3 separate regions of the Homo sapiens genome follow, and all the other regions are linked to region 1. A link is a loop called in an ENCODE intact Hi-C map of the cell type or tissue named here. Cell type or tissue: endothelial cell of umbilical vein. All regions are shown on one strand. Region 1 has its middle 290 kb from the start of SPRY2. Region 2 has its middle 210 kb from the start of SPRY2. Region 3 has its middle 130 kb from the start of SPRY2.

Region 1 (8,000 bases):
GTTTTCTTTTCTCGATTCTCTTTGTTCTCTTTCTCTGGAACTACTATTATATGGATGTCCAAAATGAGTCTAGCTTCCATGAGAAAGCTTCTCATGCTATTTCACTCTTTTTCCTTTTTGACTGCCTTCTGGGGGAACTCCTTTGGCACTATTACTAGTTAGCTTTCTAATTCAATTTTAGCTAAGTGCATTCTACTATTCACCTATCTATGATTTTGTTTTAAAAATCAAGCAATAGTTTTTCTCATTTTAATTACTTTGATTATTCCTTTCTAAATGGCAGTGTTTCTCAGGATGCCAAGTTTTATCAAATTTCATTGTAGATACTCACCATAATTACTTAATTTTTAAAAAATTGGTTATGTGCTTGTTGAATATAGTAATTCTGTTTAGTACATTTAGTTATTTTATAACTTTGCTTTCCTAAAATACTTAGAGATTCATGATATAATTCATTTTGTACATAAGTGTCTATGTTATTCGTTTAGTTAGGTTGAATATTTATTATAAGCTCCAGTTAAAATTACGTTTATCCAGCAGAAAAAAAATTTTCTAAGTTAGTAGTTATGTTACTTCTCTGTACTTAAAGTTGTTTGTCTTCTAACTTTAAAAAAAATGAGATTTGGCATAAAATTTTCTGTGATATTAGATTCTTCAAAGTACCAGTCTTTGCTGAAAAGTACCAGTACTTTTTAAATTGCTATTCAATAAAAGAAGCCTGGTTTCTCTCTCCTCTCTCTCTCTCTCTCTGTGTGTGTGTGTGTGTGTGTGCATGTGCGTGTGTGTGTATACATGTGTGGTGGTAATATGTCCTCTAGAATGGAGATTTCTAGTGTCTGATTTTGTTTATAAACTACTTGTGGCCATACCCTGACTTTCTAGCTCATGCACTTCATTTATTATTTCCTAGTCAATCAGAAAACTCAGTTCTATTTGGAGAACTTGATGTCAATATTTACCTGAGGAAATTCTGACATTTGTCACCATGAAGTGGTAGATATTTTCTTAATTTATATCTCTAGATGATAGCCATGATTCATTCATTTTCCTAACCATCACTGCTTCTGGTCAGTAGTAATTCTGGATTCTCGATATACTCTTCATGGTTTCTCTCTATTGGTGTTTCTCTCTCTCTCTCTCTCTCTCTCTCTCTCTCTCTCTCTCTCTCTCTCTCTCTCTGTATATATATATATATCTTTGGATATCTTTGGGGGTCTATCCGCTTTGTGTGACCCAGGAATCTTCCCCTCTTCTGGTCAACTGAAGGTACCCTTCCAGGATTTCCAGTTCTGCTATTGCTAATTTCTATTTCTTACATATCTTTAATAATTTCAAAAAGATTTTTGCTAGAGTAGAAGAAATTCATGTGTTTATCAATCTTGGTAAATGGAACTATACTTGATCTATATTTTTACCTAGTACATATTTCCTTTAGTGATAATAATAGTTTTAACAAGTTCTGATAATACAAACTTTTTCTCAACATTTCTTAAATGGCTTAAATTACTGCAAAGATATTTCACCTCATATGACTCTGGCTAAAATACTTATTATTCACTCCACTATGGGAATCCTTCTAAGGTTGACTTTGGTTTTCTTAGACTTCTTTATAAAAGGGGTTGGGAGAGATACTAGACGGCAAATAAAATGTGGGGACTTTTTTTACTCATAAATGATCCTGAGATTGTCTCGCTCCATCATTGTTGGCCTATGCTATATTGGGCAAGTTACCAAGCTCTCTGTGCTTCTATTTGGCCATTGACTTAGATCAAGCAATGCTCTTCAAAATTTAGCATGACTATTAATCATCTGGATAAATTGTTAAAATGCAGATTTTGATTTGTAGATCTGAGATATAGCCTGATCATCTGGATTTCTAGTAAGCAACCAGGTCTTGCTGGTATTGTTCTGTGGGGCACAACTTGAGTAGCAAAGATCTAAGAAATAAGAAGGAACTGAAAATAAATGCATTCTATTTATTTCAAGCTATATATATGCCAATTAAATTGACCACCTGATAGTATACAAAGAGTGCATTAGAATCAGTGACCCTAATTTCTCATCTGCCCATGCTCTCTCTTCTGTTCTCAGGGCAAGATAATCTCATACGATAGATGATATGGTCTGACTCTGTGTCCCCACCTAAATCTCATCTTGAATTGTAATCCCCACGTGTTGGAGGAGGGACTCTGTGGGAGGTGATTAGATCATGGGGTGATTCCACATGCTGCTCTTGTGATAGTGAGTTCTCATGAGATCTAATGGTTTTACAAGGGGCTTTTGCCCCCTTCACTCTTCACTTCTCCCTCCTGCTGCCTTGTGAAGAAGGTGCCTCGCTTCCCCTTCACCTTCTGCCATGAATTTAAGTTTCCTGAGGCCTCTCCAACAATGTGGAACTGTGAGTCAATTAAACCTCTTTCCTTTACAAATATCCAGTCTTGGGCAGTTCTTTATAGCAGCATGAGAACAGACTAATACAGTAAATGTGACTGGTGATGAAGTAACATTAATGATATATCTTGGAAGATAGTTTGATTTCAACTAGACTTCCATTATAATTATATTCCTCCTCACCCAAAGGAGATCAGCCTAGATCTTACAGTGATTCTTAGTGTGTCTTGGGAGAAAGCAGAAGGTACGTTATCATTGTCTTATCCCATTGTACTAATGTCAGACGAGAGGCCTGGATTTCTATGATTCTTTTCCCGCAAGAGGTTGTATTAAAGTAGGAACTTTACTGCCTATGGAGTTCTTACCTCTAAGGCCTCGCAGAAGGACAAGTGTCTTACTTCCTGTTGGCCCAGCAGCTTTAACTTTCTAAGTGACAAGTTTCCCTTACCTTAAGCTACTTAATGGCCAATTTGGAGGTATTATCTATTTTGTGATCAAAGTACTTCTTGTTAGTAAACTGACAGGATGTTTGTTCTCCTTTTTTCTTAAATCTCTTAACACCAAGGAACAACAAACAGAAAATTTGAGACATTCCATTTAAAACCCCATAACACTAAAGCCATAATTTGGAGTTTATATATTTACTTCTATATTGATGTGTATTCTTAAGTAATTTTTAGGCTTGATTTTTTTATTCAGACATGAATTGTGAGTTCTTTTTTGCAGGGATTGTGTCATTGTATCTTTGGTACTACTTATATATTCAGTATGTTTTGTATACAGTAGTATTCATTTTGTATTTTTGACTGAATGAGTTTTAAATTTCAGTTTAGTAAATATTTTTCAGTAACACTTCATTGCTTCCAAGGTACACAAATAATGACTAATAGTACCTGACAAATTGGGCATGGTGATGATTAGATGATTAAATTATATTGATAGTTTTTCCCTAACCCTAAATGTCACAGAAAAACGTAGAGCATATTGTATGGTAATTGCTTCTACTACAGGTGTGTGCATGTATGTATGTGTGTGTGTGTGTGTGTGTGTGTGTGTGAGAGAGAGAGAGAATTCAAAAGCAGATAAAGTCTAGTGAGCTACAAGTAGCAGAGCTCTTGAAATAACTCTTCCTAAATGATATATCCTGCTTAAAATGATGAAATAAAATTTAAAATGGAGCCTTCAGGTTTGTGGACACTTAAAGTGTGGTAATAAAAGCTAAAATGAGGTATCCAAGGTCATGGCAGTGAGAAGAAAGAAAAATAGCAGATAGCACACATGAAAATTACTTCAAGCAATAACATGAAATAGAAGAGAAAGTGACATGTTTTTCATTGGGCAACATAAGAACCTACTAAATCCAGTAAAGTCCTTGAATCTTATCAAATTCACCTTTTTAAAAACGTACTCAGAATATTTCCAGATCTCACATCCTATGATGACTCTTTCGAGAACACAAAAAAGTGGTTGTTAAAAAATGTCATTCATTTGGATAATTCTTTTTCTCAAGTCCTCCTCTACATTTGATGGCCCCCAAGTAATTGTCATGAGCATCTCTTCTACTATCAAAATGTCACTACAATGGATGATAAATTGGATAAAAACCTACCCTTGGCATAAAGGGAAGGTAAATAAACAGAATAGAATATAGACATATCTCTCACCATTAACACCCATATCTGTTTTGTGCTGATTTGGAGCATACTAAGCCAGAGTTGTCCGCACTAATCTAAAGGGCAAGGCAAAGAAAAATGCAGTGACGCCAGACACATTGGGAACTATAATGTTTGCTGGAATATGTCCTTCAATGAAGGAGTCCTTGGTCAAATTCTCAGTTCCTGACTCATCAGCTTATTCCCTTAATAGCTTGGAGCCAATGATTCTTTCTGGAGCATGCGAAATCTGTCTATGGAGGTCAGTGCAAATGGAAGCATATGAGGAAATATACTCCCATGCCTTAATTTTTATTTTTTCTGGCTGAACATTTGTTCTTGTCTTAGAATCAGGAGAGCTAATATCACAGGAAGTAAAAGCTATTTCCTAGACTGGTGTGTTGCCCAATACCACATCCTGAAGTGCTGAGAAGAGAAAGAACAGCTGGGAAGGTAACAGTGCCAGCTGCTGGAAACCTATTTCCATGATTTTTATGATCCAGATAGGAAATTGGGGATGTAAGAGCTGCATGGAGACTTACTCAATACAGGGACCATATTTTTAAAATATCTCTATAATTTAATCCTTGGTACATTGCCCAGCACACATGAGAGGTGCTCAATAACTGTTACTGAATGTGAATTGATGATTTTATATTCATCAGCCTGACATTTCACTACCTGGAATAGCTAATGTGATTCCAAAAACATGGAATATTGTGTTGCACATGCTTTATTTGTTGTATAAACTCTAAGAACTCTCACTATTTAGATATTTACATCGTAAGAAAAATCTACATCTTCTCTGACCTCAGTATCCTTCAAGGTCAATCTCAAATCTATAAAAACATTTTCCTTTTACATTTTCTCATTTTAAAATAATCTTTCATGTAAACTCATATTATAGGCCTTTTGAAAGCCTAAGCTAGTCATCTTCAGTGATTTCTTCCCATTTATATATTCAGTTAGTTCTGAAAGAATCGGCATCAGTCAGAATGATTTTTTTCTCATAGAAACACTTTACCTTGTTCACACTTATTATGTCTGTTTCATTGGCCCATCTATTGATATAACTTTCATATATTTGTCAAGTAAGAAAATGATACTCATTAATCTATATTTCTCAGCTTAACTTTTATGATTTTTTTGAATTTGATTCATATTAGCAATTCCACAGTCCTATAGCATGTTAGAGGTGGATAATAAATTTTACCTCTTAGCCAAGAGTTTTATATTTACATATTTGTATTTTTCAACCTCCTTTCATGGATATCATACTGCTCTATGATAGAGTGAGCTTTATACTCAGTCATACTTTTTTCAACTTCTTTTTATTTTTCAACACTTTTTCTTTTTTTTTCGTAGTGATAGGGTCTTGCTATGCTAGCCAAGCAGGCTGGTCTCCAATTACTGGCCTCACGCTATCCTCCTGCCTCCGTCTCCCAAAGTGTTGGAATTACAGACATGAGCCACTGCATTCAGCCTATTTTTAAAACCCTTAACAAATATTTAGGAATAAATATCTGTCAAATGTTTTTCTCAAGAAACACTAAGACATGAAGTTCAGTACCAGTCTGCACTAGCCTATTCTGCCCGTATTTCTCTTCATTTTTTAATGATACACATAAATGTCTGGCATACTAAATAGTTCAGTTATTCTTGTTTGTTGGTGGTCCTTCATCACTGGAATGTAAGGGCCATGTAGGCAGGGACATAAGACTGCTTTTTTTCATTGATTGTTATATATTATGTTCTAGAATCTAGAATAGTGTTTGATGTAAAATAGTCCCACAAGAAATATTTATTTAGTAAATAAAGTTTGTCTTTTTGTTACTTCTATTAATTTCTGAGCATGTCTTCTACATACTGATCATTGAATGTCCCCTGCTACCTTTTTCCTGCTGATTAACTGATTTTTTTTAGTTTAGTTTTTGTATTTGTCTGTCCTTCCAGCTGGTACTTTTCTCCCTTTTGAATATTTTATAGATTTTTCATAACTTATGTTATTAAAACAAAATTTAAAAGAGACTTGGAACAAAGGAAATAAATCATTATTTTATTTTGTCTTGTGTACAGTCAGCGTCTCATAAGATTCAGTAAGTCTGTAAGCCAAAAACTATTGCTCATTTCAGAAAGGAGCTACTCTGATTCCTGGAGTACAGTAGAAGAGTAGAGTGAAATAGCTGGAATATCAGCCACCAGCAATGGAATCACCACTAGACTTAACACGACAACCATGCCTTCTGCTTGAGAACTTCTATGCTTTTGTGTTTTGCAGTTTTATGTCTGGTTTGTAACATGTTTTTCAATCACTGCTGATAGTTTTAGACTGGTTATTTTCAGTTCAAGTATGTCACATAAAATGAAATCATTTTTCTTAAACATTAACATCTATAAACTGGGGGAGATAATTAAAAAATAATGTACATAAATTCTCATGAATATTACAAAATTTTGACTTTTAATGCTTGGTCACTTTAAATGACAGAATTCAAAGTTGTAAAAAGAACTCCTTGACTTAATCCATTCAAAATCCTTTAAATTTAAATCACCAGGATCTAATCAAATTGGCTTCCTTGCAAATAACTTGAGTTAGCCACTTAAGATTCAGCAGGATTACACTAAACCCTTGATAAGGATTTATACTCCCAAAGCACAGCAAAGACAAATAGTTAGAGTTAGACAAATTTACATGCATACCCAGAAGTAACTGATCTTCAGGAGTATAAGCATGGGAAATAGATATTACTATTTGTTTCTTTGCCAGTTTGTCGCTATGTTTCTTCATTCAAGCCAGAATTGCATTGCTAAAGATTCCACTGTGGCAGGTGAAAAGATGAATGGAATTTGGTTCTCTTTTGTGAGCTCTAAGAGGAAAGAGAAAGGACACAGTAAAGCTTTTATTGATCCAACTCCAAATCCAGTGTGTCTAACTAGGAAATTGTTCATTCAGATGAAAGCCAAAAAGCATCTCAGCCTTAATGTGGCTGAGACAGCAAAATCAATTCTGAACACAACAGCTCTGTTTAATAAATGTTCAAAGGAGAAAAAAGACCTTTATAAATTAATAAATGATATTGAGAATAAGAGATATGTAGCTTATACCTTGTATCCCTTTTATGATATACCAAAAGTGAAATAAGTGCTTTTTTGCTGGTAAAATAAAAATGACTATTTTCTTTACCCATTAAAAAGAAAATATTATCTTACTAAAACAGTGATTCTTTTACAATGGTTATTTTGAATATCACAATTAATTTATGCCTGTGGCCTAATCTTTCTTTCCAAAGACAGGATGGATTTATTCTCCCTATTAATCATATTTTATCCCATTTCTATAAATTATTCTTGTGCATATTTAAGAGTAAGTCTTCAGCAATGTTTGGGTTTTTATGGGCTGATAATTTTGCCTACTGCTAACTTCCAAAAAGAGCATAATGCAATATTTAAATGGTTTTTTATGACTCATTCTATGAGTATTTTAAAATGATTGATTGCATGATGTTATGAATAAAAAAATGCCAATAAACACATATTTCTTAATAGATTCCTTGGACAGTGGATCAGAGTTTGTTAGTAATTATCTAACTTCCATTATTAAAAATACACTGGCTCCAGATACTCGCGATATAGCTTGTTTCCATTGTATATCTCTTTGTTATTCATATATTGATAGATAAGATCTTGATTTAGTTCTTGTCAATCAATATAAGCCTTTGAAAATATATTTTTCTAATAATCACTCCTCATATTGAAAATGTCATCTTACCTTATTTATGTTTTCATAGTAATGTACTATATTCTCTGATATTCTTCATGCAATGTCTATTAGGGAATGGGGTAATCACAGAAAATCCTTTTCTGTATTAATAATGAAATATGTACAGCTTGGTAAGTATTTCAGATTTCAGTATAAGGTAACCAATATCACTTAAATTTTTGTCAGATAATGGGTTT
Region 2 (8,000 bases), 79 kb before region 1:
GTGATCTGGCCCTGCTGTTTGCTGTGAACTCCTAACTGCTAGTGTTTTTCACATGTTTTCTCTTAGTCTGGTTAGACTTCCCGTTGAAGAATTATCTAACCTCCTACCAGGAGGGTCTGATGCTGACTGCTAGTATTCTTAACATTATGTAAGAGGAAGGATCGGAGAGCTCTCATGGTTCCGCATGTAGCTGATTAAAATTAATGTGCCCTTCGTATGCCCTTTGTTCTGTAGTTCAGCATCCCTCTAACTCATCCTCTATGGAAGGTAAACTTCAGCCTTCTGCAGAAGAAGTTGCCTAGCTGTGGTGTAGTTAGGCATCTTATTCTCTGTTTGCAGATGTTTGCAGATGTTCAACAATCCTGATAAATTTTAACCATAATTTATTTTCAGGTTTGTGAATATCTGGTGCTGTCAGTTCTGGGGGATTTCTGAGTTTTGCAGTGTAAATCATTTTTCTTCTGCTTCTAGACTGTCTCCACGGCTATCTTGGGATTCACCTTTTTCAAGGCTAAGTTGCTATTTGTCTATTTGCTTGCTTTCTAGCTTCCGAATGTGCACTGCTGTTGTCTTTTCTAACATGACGCTTGTATTTGTGGTTTAATGCCTTAAAAATCCACTTTATTATTTTAGGGAGGTGTCAGGAGGAAACAGAAGTAACTGTGTGTGTTGATTCTACTGTACAATTTAGAGTACTTGGAATATATAATTTTTGTTGCAACCTATTAAGATATGGCATTATTTAAAAACACTGATCTAAGCGTGGAAGTCACAACTTTAGAATTTTTTGTAAAATTTCAAAAAATATATTTTTAAAGGGGATAAAATTAAATCATGAATCCTTTTAGTAACAATCTACATTTGTTTTTATGTGCTTCACACATCTCTTAATAACCATGAAGGGATTACAGTATTCTCAGTAGATCAATTCCATACTTCTTATTAATCATTCTAGCTTTTATAATGCTGGAAGTGCCAAAATATATCCTCATTGCAGCTGCATATTCACAGTCCAAAACATTCTTTCCAGTATGACTTGATTATCCTCATCAACTTTGTAACAACCTTCATATGTGAGGTGAGAGAGTAAAGGAATCAGTCTTGCCACCAATAAGAGTGGATTTGGAGTTCTAATGTGAATTCAGATTAGAAACAGAGCACTAGTTGTGAGGAGAGTTAGTTGGAGTGAGTTGCTCATTCTGTAGTGGAAATACTAACAAAAAAGAGAAAAGAGCAAGCTTCTGAAACATGACTGCTGCTCATTTTCCAGAGTTTGTTTAAATATTTCATAATTTCAAAAAATAAATGCTGAGTTAAAGAAGTGAACATAATAGTAAATGTTAAAACCCAGGCAAAGAAGATGAGAAAATCTGTATCTAGTGATATAAATATGGTTCCAAAGCAATATGATAGTAGAAAAGAGTAAACAACATGTAAATTAGGATTGAAGAGCTGCCTCCATTCTTGTAAGATGCAGTTTAAGGTTTGCATAACTTGTATGTAAGAGTTAAAATAGTCCACGTCATGGAGTGGTTTTTATAGAGGACTTCTATATGGCAGAAGAAATTGAAGAAGGCAACAGAGCTCCCCTGAGGGCTAACCACCCTTATTTCAGTTAATGGGATATGTGCCCAAATAAGGGCTCACTGAAACACACACACACACACACACAAAACTAAATATGAGGTTAGAGAAAAAAAAATTTATTTCAAATAGGCTTTCCCCTAATGAGCAGATTGCATTAATTTCCTTAAAAAATTTACATGAATACTTCCCCCCAAAAAAGTCCATATATTTTTTATGCCATTTGTCTTTGTAGAAAGTGGCATTTTATGCAACTTGTCTTTGGTTCTATTTCCAAATATATGCTCTAAAATTAGCATATAAATTTATTAAGTGCTCAATGGCATGTAAATCCACTAGATAAATTATAAAGAAAATGAAAGATATATTTACAGTTACATTCAGTTCTGAATTTTAAAACCAAGAGAAAAAACAAGACAAAACAATTAAAAATATTCAAAAAGGGTTACACAAAAATCTAAGAAAACAGTGCAATGCAGAACGAACTATAAGAAAAAAAAAATCTATGCCAATTAAAAAAAACAATGGGACTCTTTTATTGTGCCTACACGTGAACTCAACTTCAAGAGACACTGAATGCATTTTAGCAAATTTGTCAAAATTGGTCCAATTGTTCAATTCCATTTGACCTAATAAGGTAAAAATTACATATGTTGACCACAGTTGAAACAGAGATTTCACTACTTAAGTCAGTAATGTGTCTATCATTCATTCATTGATTTGTTCATCAATAATTTTTACAAATAATTACTTAGTGTTTTTACAAATAATAACTTAGTGTTTTTTTTTTATCAGCTGGGTGTTAGGACATTGCAGATGAAAAACACATGATCCTCCTCCTTCAAGAGCTCAAACTTGGAGAAGGCATATTCAAGAACATATAACAATAGAACTGCCATGCGATGTTTTTATAGAGATGAGATGTTAAGTGTTGTGGTAAAAGAAATAGAGCATTTAGGCAGACAGGGAAGTAAGCAGTAATTGTAATAAGAGAGAAAATAATTATTTTGAGAAATATTTAAAAGTTAGAGCTATGAAGTATTTATCTTTAATTTGATTCAAGAATGATAACCTTGGTTTCTAGTTTGGCCAAATGGTGGATGTTTCTATTACTGAAATAAGGAAGGAAGAAAAGAAGCAGAGGGAAGTATTAGATACCTTAGCAATAAATAGTAAAATAATTTACTTTAATACAAGGAGGGATTTTTTTGGGGGAAAAGTGGTTTATTTCTCTAAAATAAATAAGGCTTTTTAAAATTCAAATTCTGGAAATGTGTTACTAATACCAATTGATCTCCACATATTCGTGTATCTGCTTTCCTCATTCCTGGAATGGGGTATTATTTAAATTCAGTTTCTCTGGAATGTTGCCTTTGGCAAATAGCCTGAAGAAGTACATAGATTTAGGAAAGTCTTTGCAGATGGAAATTCTGCTTTCCCTATTTTATTACCATTAATGTTCTTCCCTTTTCTTGACCACAAAAAGGAAGAATTCAATTAGAAGACGTCTTTAGGTTTAAGCTTTGCTTATAATAACTGGATTTATTTAGTTATCACAGGACTAACAGATGTGCCTAAAAGCCACCTTATGTTTTCCAACATAATATTGTTGATCTTTTTTTTTTTCCTTTTTGGACCAGGGACCAGACAAATGGTGACCAGACGGTCCAGTCTAGAAAAGCATAATTGCCAACTCTGACTTCAGCAAGGGTGGAAAAACTCAGAGGAAAATGGGAATTTAGCCTCAAGATAGTAGTTTCCATGTGTGAGTGGGTTTTAAATTCTCCAAAGGAAAAAAAAAAAAAAGGAATAATAGAAAAAACTGCAAGAAAAAATTATTTGAAGGATTTAGGGTGATAAGTTTATTTTTGGGAAATCTATTTAAAATATCTATTTCCTGCATACCTATATTTGTACTAATAGAAATAATTAAACTTGTTTTGTTTTGCAGACTTTAGAGTTTATCATCATTACTTTAAAAGGAGTTAACTGAGCTGACAGATTTGATTACTCAAAGTGGTCTGTCTCATTTTTTATTTCACTTTGACATAAGACTTGGCACAAGTCTGTTACAAGCTATGCACTTTTATTGCTGCACTTCTAAGTTATAAATCTGGTTTACATCTATGGAAAATGTAGTGTAGAATTGAAGACATGTCCAATTATCTGGGCAATTTGTTTTATGAACTTATACCAAATTAAATAGAAAGCATCGACAGTATTTGTTCTTCCTCTGTGGGCTGCAAATCAGTTAGAAAAAAACCTTCTTGAACAGGGGCATTGAAAGTTCTGGCTTTTCAGACTGTTTCCTGAATGGGTTCTGATTAAAACAGGATCTGAAAGTCTGATTGATAGTCTCTGTTTCCTTTCTTAATGTAACAAATACATTCAGAATGTTGACTCCTATGAAAAGTAGAATTGCTGAGCTGGACTGCATTGCCTTTAGCATTTCTTCATAATAGAGGAAATGATTTGGCTAAGGGCTGGGTATGGCTGTTTTCTCAGAAAATAGTTATTGAAAAATATTTTGTATGTCTCTCATCTATAAAAAAATGAAATAGAAATTCAGCCTGAGATAAGCAATCAAGACTTAGTATTTTATGTATATGCTTTTAGACCTTTACAAATAGAGTGACTCATTTGACCATCTGTGTAGGTGAAGTGTTAAGCATTTGGCTGCTGGTAATAAAAAAAGTAGGTATGACACCAGGGATGTAATGCTATGCTATTATTGAAGATGATAGTGGGAAGCTATATGACATTTTAAAGAGGGAGACTAATGAAAGAAAGGAAAGAAGGAGAGAAGGAAGGAGGGAAGGAAGAGAGGGATGGAGGGAAAAGAAAGAGAGAGAAAGAAAAAAAGAAAAGAAGGAAAGAAGAAAAGAAGGAAAGAAGGAAGGAAGGAAAGAAAGAAAAAGAAAGAGAAAGAAAGGAAGGAGGGTGGGAGGGAGGGAGGGAAGAAGGAAGGGAGGAAGGAGGGAGACATCAAGCCTGTGAAAATTTAGGAAACTTCCTGGACTAAAACTAACATGTAAGTTTAAAGGAATCAGTTATGAACTGATTTAGAGTTAGTGCTTGGATTTGTTCCCCTTGGGAAGTAAGGCTGATTGATTCTTTTTTTTTAATGACAGCCTATTTTCATTTTATAAGTAAACTTATTTCCCTTATTTTTCTGGGAATATTTAAAAGTCTCTTTTAGATTGTTTTTATCAACACTATTACCTCACATGTAAATTGTTTTGTTGGTTGAATTTATTTCTCTTTCATTGTGTTGCTTTATTTCTTTGGTGATGTGATTCATGAGTGTGTATATTTGTATCTAAGATTACTTGTTAGAATTTCTGCTGCATTCATTTGCACAACCTGCTTGGCAGAAATGTTGGGAACTTTTACTAAGGCTTATTTTGTACTCTACTGTGTCTTTAGTTAAATTTAAGGAAACATGTGTTTGCTTAGAGATTGTTTTTCTTGTTGTCTCCAGAGATGGACAGCCCCCTGCAGCTGTGTGATCTCTTTAACATAAACTCCCATACTGTCTCCTTCCACGTCCTACCTTGCTCCCTGGAAGCGGGCAGCTGCAGGGTGGTGGACTTCTCTGTTGTTCCTGGGATGTCCCCGGTGCACAGGCTCCCCTTCTCTCAGGCCTGGAGGGTCATGGTGGAGCCCTCAGTCTTTTGGGTGGCATTATCCCTGGTATTTCCTTTGTTACACTCTCCTTCTTTCTTTTGTTCCCATCGTTGTACCATCTCAGGAATTCTCCATGGTTTCTGATACATGAAGGGTTTCTTATCTTATTTTTGTGTATGGTTATATGTTCATTCACTTAAAGTATATATTCTGTTATCTGTGAGAATTTGACATTGCTCAGGCTGATGCTTTAAAACAAACAATACTTTTCAAAGGCTTATTTAGGCAATTGGGCTTATCTGGGAATTTTTACTGCGTTCTCAGTCCAGATTCATCATGGTAACTCACTACACTACCATGTGTGAATAATTCTGTGGAGAATTACTAATTCTCCAATTAATTGTCTCTTTACTGCAGACGTTTACAGTCATGCATATCCAAAGACCTACCATAGTGGAGGACCATTATATAATTAAGTTATTTCTATTACTTTTTTAACCATAGCAATTTAGAAATCTCAAAAAACACATGTGTTAAATTATTAAACAAATTTTTTAGAAAAATATGAGGTGTCCAATTTCTTTCCATTCCCTTATAATTATTCCAGGCCTTAAGTATAACCACTTTTTCTATCAAAGGGGGCAAAAAAAGATATCAACAGGGAGAAATATTTTAAAATGGAAAACTAACAAACACTTCAGCTAATGCTTAAGATAATCTATTAATAAAAAAATACTCTCTTAGGTTGAAGTCCACAGTCATCTATGACAAATTGACTAGCACAAATACATAATTAGAAAATAGTCTTTTGTGATAGTAGCAAAATGTAGTTGCCTGTTAAAACTAATTTATATTTATGGATGAGGATTCTGCTCTCCAGTGGATGGTCAATGCTCATTTGTATCATATATGATAATTAAAAACTATTTCTCAGGAGAGCTATTATGGAAGGCTTAAAAAGAATGTCCTTATTCCTATGCGTGTTTTCTAACCTGTTTTTCCTTCTGCTCTTAAAAATTAACTGGATACTGTATTGAAACTTATCTTTATTGCTTTTTATTCTCCACAGAATTATTCACATCATAGTCTATTTTTATGCATTTATTATACTAATTTTCTTTTAATTTGACAGTTTCCTCATGTTTCTATGCATTGTTTTGACAGTGAGTTACTCATCAAGATTCTACTTGAAAAAAGAAAATGATAGTTCATGTTCACATTTAAACTTAACTCATTTTAGTTTTTCTTTTTATTCCACAGTCCTATGTGCATGACAATGACAGAAACTATAACTGACAAGATAATAGTTTAAACTTTATAAGTTGAGCTAGCTACAGAGGGCTCACTGGATACTAAAAACTGAACTGAAACCATTTTTTAAATAGAGGAATATTTTTAAAAGCCCACAAGAGATGGACAATATAATTTATTTTCAAAAGCCAATACTTTTCATGCTTTATCAATAATGAGTTAACTTGTATACTATTTACTCTTATTCTTTCCCCATGGCATAAATGACATGGATAATAAGTATGCCATGCACTGGCTTAGTATGATTAATATTAGTTTTCCTTAACTTGCATCATGCCTCCTCCCTTTGTTGAGAGGGATGAGCTTTCTTATGATTGATAAGCTTTTTTGCTCTTTTGTTTTCACTCCTTTCTTCTTTGCCCTTTGTCTTCCCTTTCAATTTCCTTTTGTTTGTCTGTTTTGACAACTTATTTATCTTGTTTTCTGCCTCTTATCTCAAGGATGTCAATGATAGCTTCTGACATAGTTTTGATGGTGCAATGAGATTTTCTTCTGCGCACTTCTTTCCATTTTCCCCTGCCTCCTATGGCTTACACAGTTTGATAAAGAAGATTGAGAGGTTAAAACTCTTTGAACTAATATTTTAGTTTCTGGAAAAAGCCTTTGGTTTGTCAGTGTTTTACAAGTTTATTAAGCAAAGGTGCCTCATAGCCTACAGAAGGTGAGGTGCACAGCCGACAAGGACATCTTGCCTCAGGGTATTATATCAGGGGTCATCAGCTAACAGACCTGGAGCTGAACTCTGTTTCAAAGGTAGTGAAAGACGGACCTGGACAGGAAATTCCTGCCCCATTCTGAGCCCCCTTTTTCCTTCTTGGGTAGGCAAGCTGAGGTTGGAGACTGGGGTTTTCTCCTAAAATCAAATCAAATAGTTTCATAACTTTTTTTTTATCAAAAAGTCCACGTAGGGGTCCATGGAACCAAATCAAATAGTGGCTTCTCTCTTCTCCAGGATAATTAAGGGGAAAGGCTGGAAGCACTATAATTTCTTAAGTGTGGGCTCTATGGGCACAATAGAAAATATTATTTTTAACTCCGTATTTAATTTTTTTATAACCCTTGTTTTTGTGGTGATCGTTTATTTTTGAATATTTTGGGACTATAGTGATCATACTAAAATCCATGTTAGTATAGTAGAGAAATGTGATTTTCCTTTGTATAGATTTTTAAAGTTTTTTTAATGTATACTATCTTATTAAAATTTTCATAAAATGGTTTCTACAAATATTACATAATTTGGATGGAATTTTAACAAGACTACACACTAAAAATTATTCTAAATGAGGTCATTATCATATTAAACATGTAGCTGCTATATTGCCATTTCTTTGAAGCATAGCTTTAAACAATAGAAGGAAACAATCATTCGTACTCATAAAGGTCAATTCAAATGTGATGGTGTGAACATCCCACTTTAAAGAAAACCACTACATATTTAAAACAGACAAAAATTCATTTCACACAAAGAAGATAAATAC
Region 3 (8,000 bases), 160 kb before region 1:
AAGAACTACAGAATCTGAACAATTCACAGTTGCTGTTGATTCTGTTGCTGTTCTACGGACTTTATGTCTTCAGTGATACACTGGCTGTCTTCCAGCTCTGCCTAGGTCACGGTCATGCCCACACACACTTTAACACACAAACTCTAAAAATTCTCACACTTGTTTATCTTTTGTTGCTAAAGAGTGGTTACTATATGAGTAAAGGGTTTTAGTTTAAAGGCCACATACAAATGGAAGAAATAAATTAATTGAAATGATACTGCAAATCCCAGAATTACTGGGAAGGCAGAATAAATAGGTTTCGATTTAATGCAGCAAGAGTCACAACAACAAGAACAACAACAGCAAAACACATCATGTAACTGGTCTGGAGAAAATAGCAGTTGGTACACTGCCGAGAACTACGCCTTCAGGTGTGTCTTGCCTGCACTATTGCTGGTAATTCCTGAATTTGGCTCCTGAATTTCAGCCTAGTGTCCCTGAAAAGCAGATACTATGCCATCACCACTATCAGCAGAGCACATTTTCAACTATCTTTTCTTTTTGTCATTAGTTCTTTATTTATAATACAGGCTGGGTACATCTGAGAGATGCTGTGGAAATGTGCCTGTCCCCTAGCTGCAAGAAAGTCTGGGATAGCGAGTATATACCACCTTTTGCTTCTGCAGTAGGATATACCTCCCATCAAGATCTGTAAGTTGTGAATGTCTCTAAATTTAAGGAGGAAGATCAGATGCTAGGCACCCCCCAAAAATGACAAATGTCTATGATAGGATACCACTCTTTGGCTGCCTAAAATCGTAACATATTTCTTTCTACATGTATACTTCGATTTTTTCAGATGTCATAGTAAAATGATCTCATAATAGACATTGGAGACTATGAACGGTGAGAGCATGGGAAGGGGGGGTGAAAATTGAAAAACTACCTAATCGGCACAATGTTCACTATTTGAGTGATGGGTACACTGAATGCCCAGACTTCACCACTACACAATATATGTATGTAAGAAACCTGTACTTGTGGATGTGAAGGTCCTCTTCAAGGAGAACTACAAACCACTGCCTAAGGAAATAAAAGAGGACACAAACAAATGGAAGAACATTCCATGCTCATGGATAGGAAGAATCAATATCATGAAAATGACCATACTGCCCAAGGTAATTTATAGATTCAATGCTGTCCCCATCAAGCTACCACTGACTTTATTCACAGAATTGGGAAAAACTCCTTTAAAGTTCATACGGAACCAAAAAAGAGCCCTCATAGCCAACAGAATCCTAAGCAAAAAGGACAAAGCTGGAGGCATCACGCTACCTGACACCAAACTATACTACAAGGCTACAGTAACCAAAACAGCATGGTACTGGTACCAAAACAGAGATATAGACCAATGGAAAAGAACAGAACCCTCAGAAATAACACCACACGTCTACAACCATCTGATCTTTGACAAACCTGACAAAAACAAACCATGGGGAAAGGATTCCCTATTTAATAAATGATGCTGGGAAAACTGGCTAGCCATATGTAGAAAGCAAAAACTGGATCCCTTCCTTACACCTCATACAAAAATTAATTCAAGATGGATTAAAGACTTAAATGTAAGACCTAAAAACCATAAAAACCTTATAAGAAAACCTAGGCAATACCATTCAGGACATAGGCATGGGCAAAGACTTCATGACTAACGCACCAAAAGCAATGGCAACAAAAGCCAAAGTAGACAAGTGGGATCTAGTTCAACTAAAGAGCTTCTGCACAGCAAAAGATACTACCATCAGAGTGAACAGGCAACCTACAGAATGGGAGAAAATTTTTGCAATCTACTCATATGACAAAGGGCTAATATCCATAATCTACAAAGAACTTAAACAAATTTACAAGAAAAAAATAACCCCATCAAAAAGTGGGCAAAGGATATGAACAGACACTTCTCAAAAGAAGATATTTATGCAGCCAACAGACATATGGAAAAATGCTCATCATCACTGGTCATTAGAGAAATGCAAATCAAAACCACAATGAGATACCATCTCACACCAGTTAGAATGGCGATCATTAAAAAGCCAGGAAACAACAGGTGCTGGAGAGAATGTGGAGAAATAGGAACACTTCACACTGTTGGTGAGAGTATAAATTAGTTCAACCATTGTGGAAGACAGTGTGGCAATTCCTCAAGGATCTAGAACTAGAAATACCATTTGACCCAGCTATGCCATTACCAGGTATATACTCAAAGTATTATAAATCATGCTACTATAAAGACGCATGCACACATATGTTTATTGCAGCACTATTCACAATAGCAAAGACTTGGAACCCACCCAAATGTCCATCAGTGATAGACTAGATTAAGAAAATGTGGCATATACACCATGGGATACTATGCATTCATAAAAAAGGATTAGGTCATGACCTTTGCAGGGACATGGATGAAGCTGGAAACCATCGTTCTCAGCAAACTATCACAAGGACAGAAAAACCAAACACCACATGTTCTCACTCATAGGTGGGAGTTGAACAATGAGAACACATGGACAGAGGGTGGGGAACATCACACACCAGGGCATGTCAGGGGGTGGCAGACGGGGGGAGGGATAGCATTAGGAGAAATACCTAATGTAAATGACGAGTTGATGTGTGCAGAACACCAACATGGCACATGTATACATATGTAACAAACCTGCACACTGTGCACATGTACCTAAAACTTAAAGTATATATAAAAAAAGAAACCTGCACCTGTGCCCCTTAAATACAGAAAAATAGTTTTTAAGAAAGAAAAAAATACAAAAAAATTCCATATAAGTCTGAGGCTGTACTCCCAGCTTACCAAAAGGGAGATAACACCAATCCTATCAGTTGTCGATTGGCCCAGGCCACCCTCTCTGAGTAATAGCAATTCCTCCCCTTGTTCTGCTGTGACCCTGACCAGAGAGTCTTTCAACTATGGATTTCATTGTGAAGTTAATTGTATAAAATAGTGAGGAAGAGGGAACTGAGAGTTGGAAGACTAGTTAAAGTTACGTTAGTTAAGCTATAAGCATATGTGTGATACTGAGAGGAAGATTTAAAAAAAAATTCACTGAGGTGGGTTCACAGAGACCCCCTTTCACTTCCATTTGATTTTTTTCCTTTCATCCAGCTCCATCTTATACATGCATGAAACAAGTCTTATTGATAAGGCTTTCTCAGTTTATCACAGCCTTTTTTACATTTCCTTTCCCCCATAGCCATTATCTTGGATCCAGATATTGGAGAACCTCTATATTGCCCAGACATTTTCTTTTTCCTTTCTCCTCCACAAATTCTTTTTATAAAAGCTAGTTATCTTTAAAAATGCACATGTAACTGTCTCTCTCTCTCAGCTTCCAGTGATTTGTAATTACCCTTTTGAGAAAGTCGAGCGCTCTCAGCATGGCTTAGAATATCTTCCCAGTTTGACCGCTGCCTTCCCCAGCCTCATCTCCCATGTCTCTCTTTCTTTGTGCTCCAGTTACATTCCTATGTCAGTTTCTCAGAAACTCCATTCTCTTTCCAGCCTCAGGGCCTTGCCGTAACCTTTCCTTTACTTTGAAATATTCTTGCCAATGCCTTCTCATTCTCCAATTTCTGGAGTCTCAGCTGAATTTCAGATCTTCAGGTCTTCATCATACATGCCTCTTCTAAGCCCAAACAAGCAAGGTGGCCATGTCTGCTGCTCTTTATACCACTTATTGTCATGGGCATGACTTCTATTGCTATTAGGTTGGCGCGAAAGCAGTCACTGCTTTTGCCATTGAAAGTAATGGCAAAAACCGCAATCACTTTTGCAACAACCTAATATTTGCTAAGTGCCTGTCTTGCTCCATTGCTCCAAAAGGAAATGGGCAGTGTCAGCCTGTGCACTGCTGCCTCCTCAGTGCCTGGGATACCTGTGACCTGACACAAGGGAGGCACCCAGCAAGTAATTGCTGAACAAATGAGTATGGGAAGAGGTTCTGCCTTGGTCATTATCAGGCCAGGCATTATGTTTTCAGGTTTCCATTTTCTCATGATAAAACTTCTTCATAAGAGGAAATCATCCTCTGATTTCTCAGGTAATTGAGGTTTGAAGGTACGAATGGGAAGGTATGAATTCTGTTTGCATTAAGGAATGAAGCTCATTTTGCTGTGGAGAGGTAGAATCGTTTTGCAAGAGGCCAAAATATCATTTGTTTCCCAGCACTAAACTTTGGCAAGAATAGTTCTCTGCTAATTCAAGTGACCAAGAATTTATGCAATTTCCTCTGAAGAAAATTATCCTTTTGAGAGCAGGAAGAAATATTTTACCCCCCTTACTGAAAGTTAATCGTTTTACCAGGATCTGTTTCTTCTTGCACCTGATTTTCTTCTTTCTTACACAATCAACTGTATCTGCTTTGTATAAATCTCTTGAATTTAAAAATTTGCCTTTCAGATGCCTGGTGTCCTAGGATGTGTATATTGAATCACCAGAAATAATTCAGTGACATATTATGCTAGCTTATTTCATACATATTTCCAACTTATGACTCATTGGTTTGAAGAGGACAAATGTGAACTAAGAGAAAACAGAGGACTTGATGTACTTGTGCCTGAGAGGATGAATCACTGTGCTGCTGGCGAAGGATCCTGGGTCAGAGTTGTCTGTCTCATGGGTTTGAATGACCCTCAGTGTTCTCTGTCCTGGCCCCACTCATGAACTCACATGCAACCTCACACAAACACACATCCAAAACACCACTCGCTTCTTACTTTGGAAGCCCCACAAAACTATTTCAGGCTGGAAGGCATGCATATAATAAAGAAAGTGGTTGTCTTGGAGGCTACAACTTGATAAAGGAACACGTCAGAGAGACCCAAAATGTTCACAGTGGCATTTTCATTCTCAGTGTTCAAGGAGTTGTATTTTCCACTCTCTCTCCACCATCTGTTTTTCTTACTATAGCAAATGTCATTTCCTATGGCGTTTAGCAGAATATGAAATGGGATTGTTTTCTAGTGAATTTTGATGCAGTTTTATGATTTTCCTTAGAGCCTGCCTGCCTGCTTTCTTTCTCTCCTTCCTTCCTTCCTTCTTTCCTTCCTTCCTTCTGTCCGTCCGTCCATCCATCTTTCCTTCCTCCCTTCCTTCCTTCTTTCCATCCTTCCTTTCATTTTACTAAAAAAAGTAGAAGTAGCTTTAACAGTACATTGATCAGACCAACTTTAAAATAACTCCTGTAGATTTGCCTCTAAACCTGGTTTGAAATTTGTGATAAGACAAAGTTCTTAAATATGTTAATTTTTAATCTGTTTATAACAAGCACAAATTCCCAAAGCGGTGTAAAGCTGTTAAGCAGTAAATTCCCATTAAAGTGACAAGCTAAGGATTTAACTTAATTGAAGGGGGAATGTGTATGTGGTTTTGTGTATGGAGGTAGAGAGGTGTGTGCCTGTGTGTCTGTAAAAGTAGTAAAGGAGGATACAAGGTAGAGGAAAGAGCAAAAGAGGAGAATTCAGGAAACAATAACAGCATGTACTTACATAGCATTTTCTATGTGTCAGACATTGTATGAACTCTACATTTTTAATTTAATTCTCAACATAGCCACACATTGGAGGTATTGTTGCTTTCTCCATTTTACATATGAGAAATGTAAAGGTTAAATCCTACAAAAGCTAAGGTCACACAGCTATTAAGTGACAGAGGTAAATGGTTCACATCCTAAGCATTATATTATGCTGTTTTCTCTCAACTACGACTCAAGCATACATTTGTAGCATAATGAAAGAGAGGATCCTTTGTGAAACATTAGCACCAGATTTATTGTCTCTTTGGGCAGAGAAAAGCCAAAGGGTTTTGGAAATCTTTCACCAATAGCAAGACTGTGGTCTACCGGAGAAGGTGGCTGTGTAGCTTAAGGGAATATGGCAAAGAGAAGCCAAGAGAGAACTCAGAATGTCTGGAGTATGAGATGTAATCACTGGGGCAGTATTGATGGTGGACTCTGCCCATGAGGCGCAACGCTGTGATGTCTGTTCTGGAAATATGTCACCACTTCAACTCTTCTCTTTCCATGACTGATTAGATGATGATTTACTCTCACAGAAAGAATGGAGATTAGGATGGGAAGAAAAGGCTCCCTCTGTTGAGGATGGCTCAACTCTGTGAAGCTGCTAGAGAGGTGCCACAGGAAGATGAGAGTTGAAATTAACCTTAGGGAAGGCAGAGATAGAAATAAATTGATTCATATTTTAGAGATATGTTTTTAGGGTCAACTATTCTGCTTTTCTCCAACTTAAAAAAGAAAAACTCTTATTACAATAGGTTTCCTCTTCCTAACAAGGGCTTCAGTACTTAAATAGGGTTCAATGATGGAGTTAATTTCTTGGATTTAGGATCCCACTGCTCTCCATTCCTTCTTTCCTATTTATTCATAAAATCTAATTTTGGTTCCAGACTCCATGTATGTCACTTTCATTAAACAGGAAATAATATTAAATTTTGCAGCCACCACAGGAGTAGCAGTTTTGGGAATTCTCATTCACTCTGAGTTTATAAGAAGGCTCAGAAAAATTGACAAGTATGTTCTTCAAATTGTCATTAGGGTAAATTTGTTGAGCTTTACACAATTTTGGGTAGGATTTTAACCTTCAGAGTTTTTTGGCACACAAATGTATTGACTTGGCAACCATTGTGTGTTCCATACAGGCAAAACCTTGTTGGCATTTGGAGTATCTGGGAGAGGAAAAGAAAGATAATCTTTTCTTCTCTTGGCTTCAGATCCAATATAGACAGAAAAAAAATCAGACAAAATATTATTTCTTGGCCGGGCGCAGTGGCTCACACCTGTAATCCCAGCACTTTGAGAGAAGGAGGCAGGTGGATCATGAGGTCAGGAGATCGAGACCATCCTGGCCAACATGGTGAAACCCTGTCTCTACTAAAAATACAAAAATTAGCTGGGTGTGGTGGCACGCGACTGTAGTCCTAGCTACTTGGGAGGCTGAGGCAGGAGAATCACTTGAACCTGGGAGGTGGAGCTTGCAGTGAGCCAAGATCGCGGCACTACACTCCAGCCTGGGTGACAGAGTGAGACTCCGTCTCAAAAGAAAAGAAAAAAAATTTTTTTTTAATTTGTCGTGTGCTTTAAAGATACTCCTAGTTTATTCTTCCAAACTAGAAGATAATGCAGTCATAAAATTGAATACTTGTTACCTTATGATACAAGAGCATTGAGAATGGCTACAGAAATATACAAGTGTTGCATTCCCAAATGGAATCGAGCAGACAAAAAAACAGCAATTCAGGAAACAAACAAGAACCGCACTCCTGCCACCAATTCCAGTAGATTGAACACATTCTATATGGATGTTGTATAGTAGTCATATATTTTTTATTCAAACTAGATTAACCAAAATAAGAGAGTTCATCTTTTAGTTTGGAAAAGATGCTGGGAGTAGGTCACATGATTTAAAGAAAAGTTTCAGGTATTAGGACCTTACCAGCTGGTTCTAAAATTCAATACTGTCAAATTTCTTCTCTCCTCATCCTTGCGTTTTCCTCTCCTCTCCTTCCAACCTCTCTCTTTCTGCTATCTGTTCGAATTTATATACTTTCCCCCCTGGCAGGGACTTCTCATATTCTCCTAAATTAGCAAACCTACTAGAAACAGAACTTTTCTTCCAAATGTAATATAACCATTTCAGGCAAGGTCTTTTATTGGCTTGATCGAGTGACATGTCCAACCCTGGACTAAGCAAAATGGAATTCCAGTTAGTTGGAGTTTCAGGACTTATTACAAGACTAATAGACACTGCTTATAATAAGCTTATAGTTTATTAAAAAGATAAAATATTACACGTGGAATAAACAGCACTCATTATTTGGCAACGCTTATTTTATCAGGTTTTATAAAATTGACAGACTTTTCTATTATATAAAAATTGAATTACATGTATGGAAGACTTACAGAAGTGCTGAATTTATCTTCCACAAGATAAAAGCCTTCTTT

The links. Hi-C counts contacts between places; a loop is a spot of excess contacts. Peaks named below come from ENCODE experiments on the same cell type or tissue, not always from the same donor. Only the 100,000 strongest peaks of a DNase experiment are listed, where the experiment ranks them.
Region 2: a loop joins it to region 1, with 6 times the contacts of the local background. A loop is called at or near these places in 2 of 110 quality-filtered maps.
Region 3: a loop joins it to region 1, with 2.3 times the contacts of the local background. A loop is called at or near these places in 3 of 110 quality-filtered maps.

What each region holds. Positions count from the first base shown.
Region 1 is chr13:80,626,589-80,634,588 of GRCh38, forward strand. No RefSeq gene overlaps it. Among named protein-coding and RNA genes, the nearest start is that of SPRY2, 290 kb to the left of the region's middle. In endothelial cell of umbilical vein, no CTCF peak of the experiment used is centred here; a DNase peak (open chromatin) is centred at 4,363; H3K27ac peaks cover 552 bases.
Region 2 is chr13:80,548,077-80,556,076 of GRCh38, forward strand. No RefSeq gene overlaps it. Among named protein-coding and RNA genes, the nearest start is that of SPRY2, 210 kb to the left of the region's middle. RefSeq lists a silencer at 1-152. In endothelial cell of umbilical vein, no CTCF peak of the experiment used is centred here; DNase peaks (open chromatin) are centred at 15, 3,865 and 7,925; H3K27ac peaks cover 800 bases.
Region 3 is chr13:80,465,433-80,473,432 of GRCh38, forward strand. No RefSeq gene overlaps it. Among named protein-coding and RNA genes, the nearest start is that of SPRY2, 130 kb to the left of the region's middle. In endothelial cell of umbilical vein, no CTCF peak of the experiment used is centred here; a DNase peak (open chromatin) is centred at 4,639; H3K27ac peaks cover 2,072 bases.